2 separate regions of the Homo sapiens genome follow, and region 1 is linked to region 2. Evidence: chromatin contacts called from ENCODE Hi-C or POLR2A ChIA-PET data. All regions are on one chromosome and are shown on one strand. Each heading gives the region's core, a stretch centred on a gene start or an enhancer-like site at or near the end of the contact. The rest is flanking DNA. Distances are from core to core; before and after follow the strand shown.

Region 1 (5,667 bases), core at 436-2,935, 250 kb before region 2:
CAACCCAATTAGTAAATGGACGAAAGATCTAAAGAGGCTCCCATCAGAGATGGCATATAGAAGGGGAAAAGCTTATGAAAAGATGTTTGCCCTCCCAACGCTTTTCCCTCCCTGCGTCCCTCTCCCTCACACACCCTCCGCTGCAGCGGAGTGGGAGCGGGTCAGGGGCGCTAGGCGGTGACGGTGACGGTGACGTGCTGTCTCTCGGGCGAGGCGTGGGATTTAAGCGCATTATAAGCCGTGGGTCCCGGGGAATCCGAGAGGCTGAGCTTGGAGCCCAGACTGACCCGCCTCTCTCATGGTCCCGGCCCACTGCCCTGCAGAGCCCGCCTTACTCTTCCTCTCCACAGGTCTGCTGTGGCTCCACCAAGCCTGGTAGGCCCACAAGGAGCTGCATCCAGCAGGAGCCGCCGCCCGGGAACAAGCTACCCGCGGGCTCTGGGGACAACCGCCCGTCTGATGAGCTCGGCTGAGCGTGCACGCAATGTCGAAATCAAGGACGCCTGGATGCTTTTCATGGCAGAGTGACAAAAGTTTACCAACAAGAAGAGGAGCAGGGCTGCTGAAAGGTGCGGTGCCGCGGCGCCAGAATGCGGGATCCTGAGCCCTGCATGCGAGTCTTCGCGGGGCCGATCGCTGCGAGCCTCGCTTAGGTCCAGCCGCCTCCAGGGAGGGCAATATCCACGAGACGCGGGGAGTGAGGGCGGTGCTGGCCGCACCCCTGGTCCTGGGGCCGCGGGAGCCGTGCTAGCAGGCCGCCTTCCACTGCCGCCTGCGCCGGGTCGGGTTGCTGCAGCGGTGCCCGCTGCAGGAGCTCCGCGCCTGCTGCTTCTCCGACGTCAGGGCGCCGCCAGGATGACAGGTGCAGGAGGCTGCGGCTGTGGGCAGATGTGGTTTCCAGCCCCAGGTCCCGGCGGCCCCTGGCTTCCCAGCCCGCTGTCCTGTGGGCAAGAAGATGAAGAAAGTCACCCCATCAGCAGGTCAGCTGCCCCGCCTGGCAGCCCAGCCAGACAAGGCAACCGAAGTTCATCCTGTCTGAGTTGACTTTGTGCAGGCAGCGGGCCGGCGCCCAGGATGCTGGGGAGCCCTGCGCGCCGGAGGCCGACAAGCCGTGGGGCCCAGAGGCGCCACAGGGCGAGAAGGCACCCGCCTCCCAGCGCTTTCACCCCCCGGCCCGCCCGACCCGCTAGGTGTAGCAGTGGCTGCGGCCAAGCCAGGCATTCTGCCCGGCGGCGGCTGCACAGGGGCGAAAACTGAGAACCCCTGCTCAACCCCATCCGGAGTGACTGCCAAGTGCCCATGCCAGCGACCCCGATCCCCCTCCGGTGGAGGAATGGGCGGGAGGCACGGCCTGGGGGCCCTCAGGCTGGGCGCGCTGGCGATCCCGAGGCCGACCAGGCCATGCACCTCCAGCCCGCCTGGGCACCCAAGCTGCATCCGCCTTCTGTGTGCAGGCAGCAGCCTCCAGGCAACCCCCGAGCCCGCCAGCACTCCCCACATCTCAGAACCGGGGCCAGATGTCCCTGTGGCTGCGGCTGAGCTAGGTGGTCTGCCCTGCAGCGGGAACCGGCTCTCAGCCCCATTCCCCGTGGCTGCAGAGGGCCACTGGCTAGAGGTCCCGAGCTTCAGCAGACGAGGAGCCGAGCAGGGGCAGGGCCTGGCGGGCTCTCAGGCCAGGTGCACTCGCGATCCAGAGGCCGCCTAGGCCGTGCTCCACCACCTGGGCGCCCAAGCTGCAGGCGCCCTCTACCTGCTGGCGACAGCTGCCTGGCAACTCCCAAGATGGCTGGCGCTCCCAGCCTGGCAGAACCGGGGCTACATGTCGCCCTGGCTGCGGCCAAGCCAGGCGGTCTACCCGGCGGCGGCTGCACCGGGACAGGAACCGACCCCCCAGTCCCATCCCCGGTGGCTGCGGAGGGCCCCTGTCAGCGGCCCCGATCTCTCTTCGGAGGAGGAGCGGGTCGGGAGTCAGGGCCAGGCAGGCCCTCAGGCGGGAAGGGATGCACTCCTGGGATTCCGGGACGTCCCGCGGGAGCCCAGGAGAACCCGCAAGCCAGCGACGCGTGCGCCCGTGCTGCAGGTGCCCCCTGCCGGCCACGAGGGCTTGGGAGCGGCTTCCGGAGTCCCGGCTGGCGCTGAGTTGTAGGCGCGCGCCTAACTGGCATCGCGGGGACTCACTCGGTCTGAGAGTTCGGAGCGCTGAGGTTCAGGCGCGCGCCTAACGGCTTAGCTGGGCTCACTCGGTCTGAGAGGTCGGAGTCTGCGAGTGTCGCTGCTGAAGGCTGTGGTGGACCGGGCTGGATCGCGGATTCTGAGCTACATTGCGGGTTTGGGGGTGGATCTTGGATTTGGGGGTGGATCGCGGGTTGCGGGGGGGATCGCGGGTTGCGGGGGAGATCGCGGATTTGGGGCGGAGTGGGGGTGGAAAGGCCACGAGGAGCCGCCGCGGCTCAGGAGCGGGTGGTGGGCGTCTGAGAAGTCGCCACCATGAGGAAGCTCTTCAGCTTCGGGAGACGCCTGGGCCAGGCGCTCCTGAGCTCCATGGACCAAGAGTATGCGGGTCCGGGTTACGACATTCGGGACTGGGAACTGCGGAAGATCCACAGGGCTGCCATCAAGGGCGACGCCGCGGAGGTGGAGCGCTGCCTGACGCGCAGGTTCCGGGACTTGGACGCCCGCGACAGAAAAGACAGGTAGCTCGGGGACTCAGCCCGCGGTGGGAGGGGGCCGCAGGCCCGGCTTCCCTGCAGCCCGGCAGCCCCTGGGGCGGGGACCTTGGAGGGCGCCGGGCACCCTCGGAGCAGCGGAGCCAAATGGAGCCTCAGCTGCTTTCCGTCGCTGGCAATTCCCCGTCCGTCGCGCTTGGTGGAAAATTTGAGTGATTTAACTCACAAAGTTAGGCATATCCACGTTTAAAACATGGGGCCATATACATGATAGGGAGGTGCCTAATGAGAACTCATTCCCCTGTCAAAAATACCATGAGCCTTTTTCAGTAGGCGAAGAGTTCTCAGATAAAACCCTGTGTCGGTTTTACATCCGAATCCACCTAGGTAGACAGGTTCTTTACTGGAGCTTCTTAGAGGGACACTGGGAAGCGCGAGGTGGGTTCCTTGAATGGGAAGACTCAGTTTTCTCAAAATATGAACTGTTTCCATGTTTATCAGTTTTACATAAACTGAATGAAGATATCAAGGTTTTATCATTTTTGCATGACACTTGCTATCTATCTTACCATTGTGATGACATTTAAAAATGTTTATAATGGAGTGAAAAGACTTGCTCCTCTAGATATCAAAATGTGCTATTAATTCCCACAATTAATTATTTACTAACAGCTGAAAACACAGATAAATAAATGGAACAGAACAGGAAATCCAAAAACACTGAAATATATGTAAGATATATACATAGGGATGGATAATGGTAACGTTTCAGATGAGTAGGAAAAGATGAGTTATTAATAAAATGCCTGCTGTGTGAAGAAAACTAATGAAACTTTATGTCGCAAAAATGGGTTCCTGATGGAATTCAGACTGAAATTTTTACACATGCAAAATGAGAAAAAGTACCAGAAGAAAACGCAAAGACTTATTTATACAGGTACATTTTATGTTAACAAAGGCCTTCGTAAGAATGACCTCGCAAGCAGGCATTCTGAAAGTTGATTTAGCAAACTAAAAATTAAAATCCCCTGTGTATCAGAAAAAAATTAACAAAAGATAACACACTCGAAAAATATTTCCTATATATATTTTTACTAATATATAAAAATATATATTCAGATGAAAAGTGTATCTTCATCCTACAGGGAATTTATTCTTTATTATATATAATACATATTACTGATTATATGTATAAGAAATTGTATATATTACTAATATAATGTGTTATATATATATATCAGTTATATATATACAGATAAAAAGCACATCTTTATTTTACAGGGAATTCTTTCCAATCAAATCCACAAGAAAAGAACTCTAGAAGTGAGCAAAGCACTTTTTGCAGATTCACAAGTTACTTATGTACATAGGAAAAAATCCTTAGTGTTTCTCATAAGATAAGTTAAAAGAGGAGTGAGACTGTGTTCTATCCACAGTGTTTGTGAGAATGAAGAGCAGTGGCACTTACACTGCTGCTTGAAGTTTAAGTTGCTGATGACTTTTCAAGTGGATAATTTGGAGATAATTACCACATTTTAAAAATGTATATGCCCTTTACCCATCAATTCCATTGTATTAAAATACCTTCAGAAAATAGAGATACATGCACTTTTTTTCCCCAGCATTTATGTTAACAAGAACCCATAGAATGGTATGTGGCCATTGAAGGTGGCAATAGGTGGAGAAGTATGTTGATATGTGAAGATGCATTTTGTTACAGCCAGTGAGGAAAAACAAATCAGTTTGCTTGCACATACACACAAACATACTATGGTCTGGTGTTAGGCAATACTATGCACAAAATAGGATAAAATTTGTAACTTCTGAGCATTTGTATTTTAAAGTTTTTTGTTCCTTTTTCTTACCTTTGATTTCTGAAGTGAGCATTTATAAAATTTCTAGTAAAAATTTATTATTAATGGAATAAATTTTGGGAAGAGAAATATGACTCTTGAACAGATAAAAATAATTTCTCACTATTTTTTATCATTATTATTGTGAGGGTTTGAACTTTTAGCTTCTTCAGAAGTAAAAAGGGAATCTTTTTATCTGTGCTTGCAGATTTTATGTATATACTTTATTATGTATATATGTTTTTCTTATGTATAGATTCATTACATATAGGCAAACAATGATAGATTAATCATTTCATTATAGTTGTAGTCTTATCAAAATAACAAATAGCAAATATTATTACTATCACAAAAATATTGGTTTATAGAAGTTGTATTTAAAAATATTGAGCTCCCCAACTGTATTCTATCAATCCATTTATTCATCAAACATAACTCGAATATGTTATGTAGCAAACATTTTGCACTATCTCTCAGGACCCTTCCATACTTAAAAACTTTATGTTTACCTGTTCTGCCTGAGCAAGATGAGAGATTTAAAATAGGAATAGTAGAACTTAATCTCACTGAAGCTTTTCCTCCCACCTTTCAAGCAAAAGCCTTTCTGAAGGTAGAAAACAATAAGAGATAACCTTTAACTGCCCTTTTGAAAATTTATCAGTCTTAAATACTAATATTAATCATTGGAAAGTCTGATTTGCATATATTCTGTAAATCTAAGTGTTGACTAAAATGAGCCATACCTGTTCATCTCAATCATGAGTTTCCTTTAGCTTCACGTTTCTTTTTGTTTGTTTGTTTGTTTTTTCGTTTTGCGACAGAGTCTCACTCTGTCGCCTATGCTGGAGTGCAGTGGCGTGATCTCAGCTCACTGCAACCTCTGCTGCCAAGGTTCAAGTGATTATCCTGCCTCAGCCTCCCGAGTAGCTGGGATTACAGGTGCCTGCCACCGCACCCAGCTAATTTTTGTAGTTTTAGTAGAGACAGAGTTTCACTATGTTGGCCAGGCTGGTCCTGAACTCCTGACCTAGAGATCCACCTGCCTCGGCCTCCCAAAGTGCTGGGATCACAGGCGTGAGCCACTGGGCCCGGCCAGCTTCCCATTTTTAAAAATCAAAGTAAGAAGTAATTTGTTTAAAAAATATGTT
Region 2 (5,788 bases), core at 863-3,362:
GAAGAGAGGCCACATTCACATAACTTTGATTACTGTATATTGTTAAAATTGTTCTATTTTATTACTAGCTATTGTTGTTAATCTTTTACTGTGCCTAATTTATAAATTAAACTTTATTTTAGGTATTTACATATAGGGAAAACCATAAGCTATGTTGAGTTCGGTACTATTGAGGTTTCAGGCATCCACTAGGGGTCTTGGAATGTATTAACACTTTCATCCTACCTGTTCCTAAATCGGGATTATTTTGTAATCTGATGATTACATGTTTATAGTAATTAGCATGTAATTTTATAGTAAATAACGTGTTTATAGTAATTCTCAGATCATTGGCTCTGACAGGCAAATTTCTTTTTAAAGCTTGATGTTAAATATATTTTAAAGCTATCATAATTTATCGAATTTTTTTGAAAAAGAACAATGGGGAGGATAAGGGGGACTACTATAGATATAAACAACAGAATATTATTCAGCCTTTAAAAAGAGGGCACTCCTGCCGTTTGTGACAGCACGTGTGGACCTGGGGCACATTATGCTAAGTGAAATAAGTCAGGGAGATGATTCTTATTTGTGAATGTAAAGAGCAGCCCATTGCGTGTTTAATATACAAGCCCACTTCATCTGCTTTGGTGGATTCTGCATCACTGAGCCATAAGTATGTTAGTGGTTGGATGTCAAGAGCAGACGATGTTGATGACAACTGGGCAGGTAGCATCTCCAATGTGGAATGCTGAACAAAGGGATGATTCACATCCCAGGTGGGACAGAGCAGGACAGTACAAGATTTCATCACGCAGTTTAAAACTTATGAATTGTTTATTTTTGGAATTTTCTATTTAATACTTTCATACTATGGTTGACTGCAGGGTAACTGAAACTGTAAAAAGTGAAAACGTGGATAAGGGGGCACTGTTGTACCAAAGTTGCTTTATCCATCTAGCCATCACACAGAAAGACAGATCAATACTGCATGATCTCACTCATATGTGGAATCTTAAAAAGGTGAACTCACAGAAACAGAAACTAGAAGGGTGGTTATACCAGCGGTGAGGGGTAGGGGAAATGGGGCAATGTTGGCCGAAAGGTACAAACTTGCAGATGAAAAAGTTCTGGAGACCTAATGTACAGCATGGCTATTATTAACTATACAGTGAATAATATAGGAATGATTCCTTTGTTCAGCATTCCACACTGTAGATGCTATCTGTCCACAAGTCATTGACATCATCTGCAACTATAGTTAATAACTATAACTATATAGTCAACAACTATAGTTCATAATCACTAATAACTACTAATTAATAACTAACTATACAGTTAATAAAATTAGCCATGCCTGGCTAATTTTCATCCTTGTTACTGTACAGAATCCTTAGTGTGACTATACCACAATTAATTCATCCACTCCTGTTGCTGGCCATTTAGGATGTTTCCAGTTTCAGTCTGTTACAAATCATGCTGCCATAAACATTTTTGAACGTCTTTTGATGGCTGTGTGTACGCATTTCTGTTGGGTGCATACCTAGGAGTGGAATTGCTGGGTCACCAGGCACGCATGTGTTCTGCTTATAGTAGAAAATGTCAATCAGCTTTTCAAAGGGGATGTATCCATTTATACCCTGATATCTGTGGATGAGTTGGATGCTCCAAATTTCCCTGTATTTAAATATTAACCACAAATTTTTAAACACCCTTTGCAGGCCAAATAAAATACAGATTTTATCTGTAGCTGCCTGTTTTCAATCTCTCGAGTGGAGAGAATTCAAATGGCAGAGCAGCTGAGAATTAGACAAGAGCGTTTCCAGCATCTCTTTTTGCTGGAGAGCTCAAAATTGGCTCCAGCAAATGGTTCAAGTCTTTTTGATTCCTCCACTCCCACCCAATACTCGCCCCCAAAGCTTGTAAAACAGGCTTCCCCCTCCCTACTTACCTCCCTAGACCGCCGTGAAGATTTACTAATAAATGTCTGCACATCAGCCAGTGAAGAGAAGCAGGGCTGTAAGTAGACAATAATCAGGATACTAATCAGCATCACATCCAAGGGCGTGACTCCATTAAGCCAGCCCTTGCCCCACCACTGACCCCCCTCCATTCAGCTGCTCACGCCACTATTCTGTAAGCAATTTTCAGGCATCTGCTCTGGGCTGGGCCCTCAGTTATAGGCTGGAGACCCAAAGGAGGGCCTGGAAGAGTTCCTGGACTCACCCTCCATGGTACGAAGGAGGAAACTGAGACCCAGGAACAGAAAGGAATCTGCCCAGGTCACAGCACCCTTCAGGCATAGCTAGAGGCTGAAGCCCCTAACTCTAGCTCAGGCTTCTTTCTGTACCTGTGAGGTCCCAGACATTCTCAAAAGGACCCCCCTTTTCCCCTGGCACTGCCTCCCTGCCACTCCCTGTGCCCCCCACTGCCTCTAGTCCCCACCAGTTCCTCCCTTTGCAGCTGCCTTGATGAGAAAGGGATTCTCCCATCCCCTCCCAATTTCCCAGTCCTTTTCTTTCTCCTCAAATCTGTCAGGCTGGCAACCCTATCTGGGTCTCACCGTGCCCACCCTGCCTCTCTGTTTCTGCACTGAGGTCCTCCTGGGTGGAGACTCTTCTGAGGTTCTGGTGTCAGACAGAGCTGGAACTGAATCCTGACCCTGCCTCTCTAACTAGATGTATAACCTTGGGCATGCCAAGGTTAACTTAACCTCTCTGTGCCTCAGTTCTTATATCTGTGAAATGGGGATATCAACAGTACTTATCTCCTAAGGTAGGTATGAAGAATAAATAACATAAAGTGTTTGGAAACCATTAACCTCAAGGCCAGACAGGAGTTTTGAGACGCAGAGTGATGAAGGCACCAGTCTGTGGTCACATAGCATGTCTGTGGAAGAGGCAGGAACTGATCCAGGTCTCCTGGGTCCCAGGTCTAGGCTCCACGCACCACCTTTGAGGGATTTCTGCTGGGCTGCGCAGACCAGTTGGATAGAAGTTTTAAGTCAGGCAGTAATGAGACTAAGCACCAAGAAAGAAGCCCATTTCCAGCCCTGACAAAAGGCTGTTCTCCTTAATGAGAGCCAACCATATACTAGGTGTACACATGCTTTATAGTCATGAACTCTCGTCTTTGCTACAAAGTAGGCAACCACTTTACAGAAGAGAATATTGAGGCTCAGAGAAGTCCACAAGCCCAGTAAGTAGTGGAGCAGAGTGAGAACACAGGTAGGGCATGTGACTTTGCAAGACACTAGGCTGCCACCTGCTGTGAGATTAGGTTGTTCACCTCTGCATAAACCAGTCCTCAGATAATTGCATGGGTGCTGGAGACTGAAGTGGGTATTGAGATCTCCTTTATTAGAACAGGCAATTGCATCTAGGATAGCCCCTGGGTTCTTACAGAATGACCTTTTCGGAAAACCTCTAGCTTCCCTTCCACGCTCTGGCCCCACCACCTTCACCTTTGCCTTTACCTTCACTGTCAGCAGGGGACTTCAGAGAGATGCACTTGCTGTGGTGTTCGGAATCATATTCTTTTTTTTTGTTTTTGTTTTTTGCGAGGGAGTGGGGAAGGTCTTTCTACGTTGCCCAGGCTGGCCTCAAACTCCTGGGCTCAAGCAGTCCTCCTGCCTCAGCCTCCCAAATAGGTGGGGAAATCACATTTCCTGTTGCTGAATCCAGATCGCACTCTGCCTGTTTTCCTCACTGGCTTCTGGGCATTTCCCTTCCTGCTCTTGAGCTCAGTTTCCTCATCTGTACACTGACTCAGTGGATCCTTCAAAGCGACCTTGACTCCCAGGCAGCCACACTTTCCCCAACATTTCTACCTGCTCCAGGCAGGTGAGACTCAGCTGGAGGCCAGAAGGAAAGCAATGGATTAGAATGATTCACACCAGGGAGTGAATGGCTGACCTCCCTACCACTCCCCTCCTTCCTTATCTTAGCCTTAAAATAAAAAACAAACACACACAAACAAAAACACCAGGGCAGTATCCTGGTGGCATCTTATGTGGACTGAAGAAGAGATGGGAACTAATGAGGAAGACAGGTGAGTGTGGGAACAGAAACCTCCACAGCTTGAGACCAAACCTCAGGCTCTGGAATCAGACAGAGCTGAGCTCAAATCAGTTCTGTCACTGACCAGAATTGTGGCCTTGGCAAGTTCTTGCCCTCTCTGAGTCTCAGTTTCCACATCTGTAAAAGAGAATAACAACCCCTGCCTCTGTGACTTGTAATGACTTTTGAACAAGATAACACACATGCAGTGCCCAGCACCGAGCTGTGCTCCTGATGGGTGCAAGGAGGTGTGGAGTCTCCTTCCTTCTTTCCTTGTATCCCACCACAGGATGTAGGCTTCCTCCCACCTCTACCTCCGGATCTGGGTGTATGGGCCATGAGTAGGGTGGTCTGACCCTGCCATCCAGGATGGGAGTGTGGCAGGTGACCTCCCTCCCAGAAGCCCCTCACCCTACATTCTCTGGCTGGGTGCAGATTTTGGAAGCTGAGGGTTGGCTGTGGGACAGGCCTGGCTCCAGACTATGGGGTGCCAGCCGGGGTGGCAGCAGGAAGCAGCTTGCCTCGAGGCAAGTTTGGCTCAGCCCACTGCTTTGTTTAGCTTCATACACTCAACTCCTCGCTTCTATTTGAAAACCTGAGTCTGATGGGATGGCCTGGCAGCTGGTGAGAAATGTGGGGAGCTGCATCTGGGCAGTGGGAGGCCTGACTGCATGTATGTGACAGCCTGGCCCTCTCTCTGCCTGGAATGGCATTCATTCATTCACTCATTCAGCCATCAAATATCTACTAGGTGCCTGCCATCTCCCAGGCTCTGTGATAAATGCTGGGATCCAGCTGCTGGGCAAGACTGACATGGCCCCTGCTCTCCAGGATCTGGGTGTGTTGGCTGGGAAAGGGCCATTACTCAAAGGAAGCACAAGCTGGTGTAAAGTGGTCAGTGCTCTCAGGGGTGGGCATATACTATCATTAAGGTGTGTAATGGGCATTAACCAGGTGGAAGGGAGAGTGACTTTGTTCCGGCCAATCCAGTCATCCAACAATGACTTATATCTATTCCGTGCTGGACCCTGTACTAAGCCCTTGATCGAATTGTCACTCTACTCACCAGAAGCTCCTTGAGGGCTGTGCTGAGGAGTAGTTATTCTCCCCTGGACCTTCCCTGCAAGACCCCAGCTTGATTGTGCAGAAGGGACTCAGATACTGGAACTGGAATTAAAAGCCATGCAGAAAAGCAGAGAATCCTTCTTGGCTGAATAGGGATTTCATGGAGGATCCCAGGTTATCACCGGCATTACTTGGAATGCTGGGGAAATGAGAGACTCAGGATTGAGTCCTGATTCTGCTACTCACAGGCTGTGTGACCTCAGGCAAGCCCTTTCCCTCTCTTGTCTTTAATTTCCCCTCTTATACAAGAAAGGGGTTGAAGCAGGTCAACTCCAGAGTCCAGGTCACAGAGCTCAGGACAAGGTCTAGTACAGAACAGGGGCCTGGGAATGCCTATGTCATTTGTCACAAGGGGCCAGATGCAGCCAGGTTTGGGGATGGGACAAGCAGCACTAATTGGTGTCATTAACACTTTCATCCTACCTGTTCCTAAATTGGGATTATTTTGTAATCTGATGATTACATGTTTATAGTAATTAGCATGTAATTTTATAGTAAATAGTGTGTTTATAGTAATTATCAGATCATTGGGTCTGACAGGCAAATTTCTTTTTAAAGTTTGATGTTAAATATATTTTAAAGTGATCATAATTTATTGATTTTTTTAAAAAGAACAATGATAATAT

Evidence for each region. A loop is a pair of places that touch in the nucleus more often than their neighbours do. ChIA-PET counts read pairs that join two places held with the same protein, here RNA polymerase II (POLR2A). Pooled maps may share reads with other maps.
Region 1: a pooled map shows a loop between it and region 2 (5-fold over the local background). The contact joins the promoter of FAM201A here to the enhancer-like site in region 2. A Hi-C loop is called at or near these places in 3 of 37 single-sample maps with no recorded cell type and 3 of 50 pooled maps. POLR2A ChIA-PET finds 5 or more read pairs at or near these places in 1 of 52 experiments (HepG2).

The regions. Positions count from the first base shown.
Region 1 is chr9:38,617,106-38,622,772 of GRCh38, reverse strand. FAM201A (family with sequence similarity 201 member A) reads right to left here and starts at 1,685. Exons shown (of 2, transcript NR_027294.1): 1 at 1,408-1,685; 2 at 1-941. ANKRD18A (ankyrin repeat domain 18A) reads left to right here and starts at 2,177. Exons shown (of 16, transcript NM_147195.4): 1 at 2,177-2,693. The coding sequence starts at 2,488. RefSeq lists enhancers at 550-759, 1,412-1,531.
Region 2 is chr9:38,369,120-38,374,907 of GRCh38, reverse strand. LOC107987065 (a long non-coding RNA gene) reads right to left here. Exons shown (of 3, transcript XR_001746670.2): 2 at 1,931-1,996. All of the region lies in intron 2 of LOC105376040 (a long non-coding RNA gene), which reads left to right. Among named protein-coding and RNA genes, the nearest start is that of ALDH1B1, 21 kb to the left of the region's middle. RefSeq lists a silencer at 3,102-3,396. Within about 2 kb of position 2,112, at least 2 of the 41 ENCODE cell types and tissues checked have a DNase peak (open chromatin) inside an H3K27ac peak, as active enhancers do.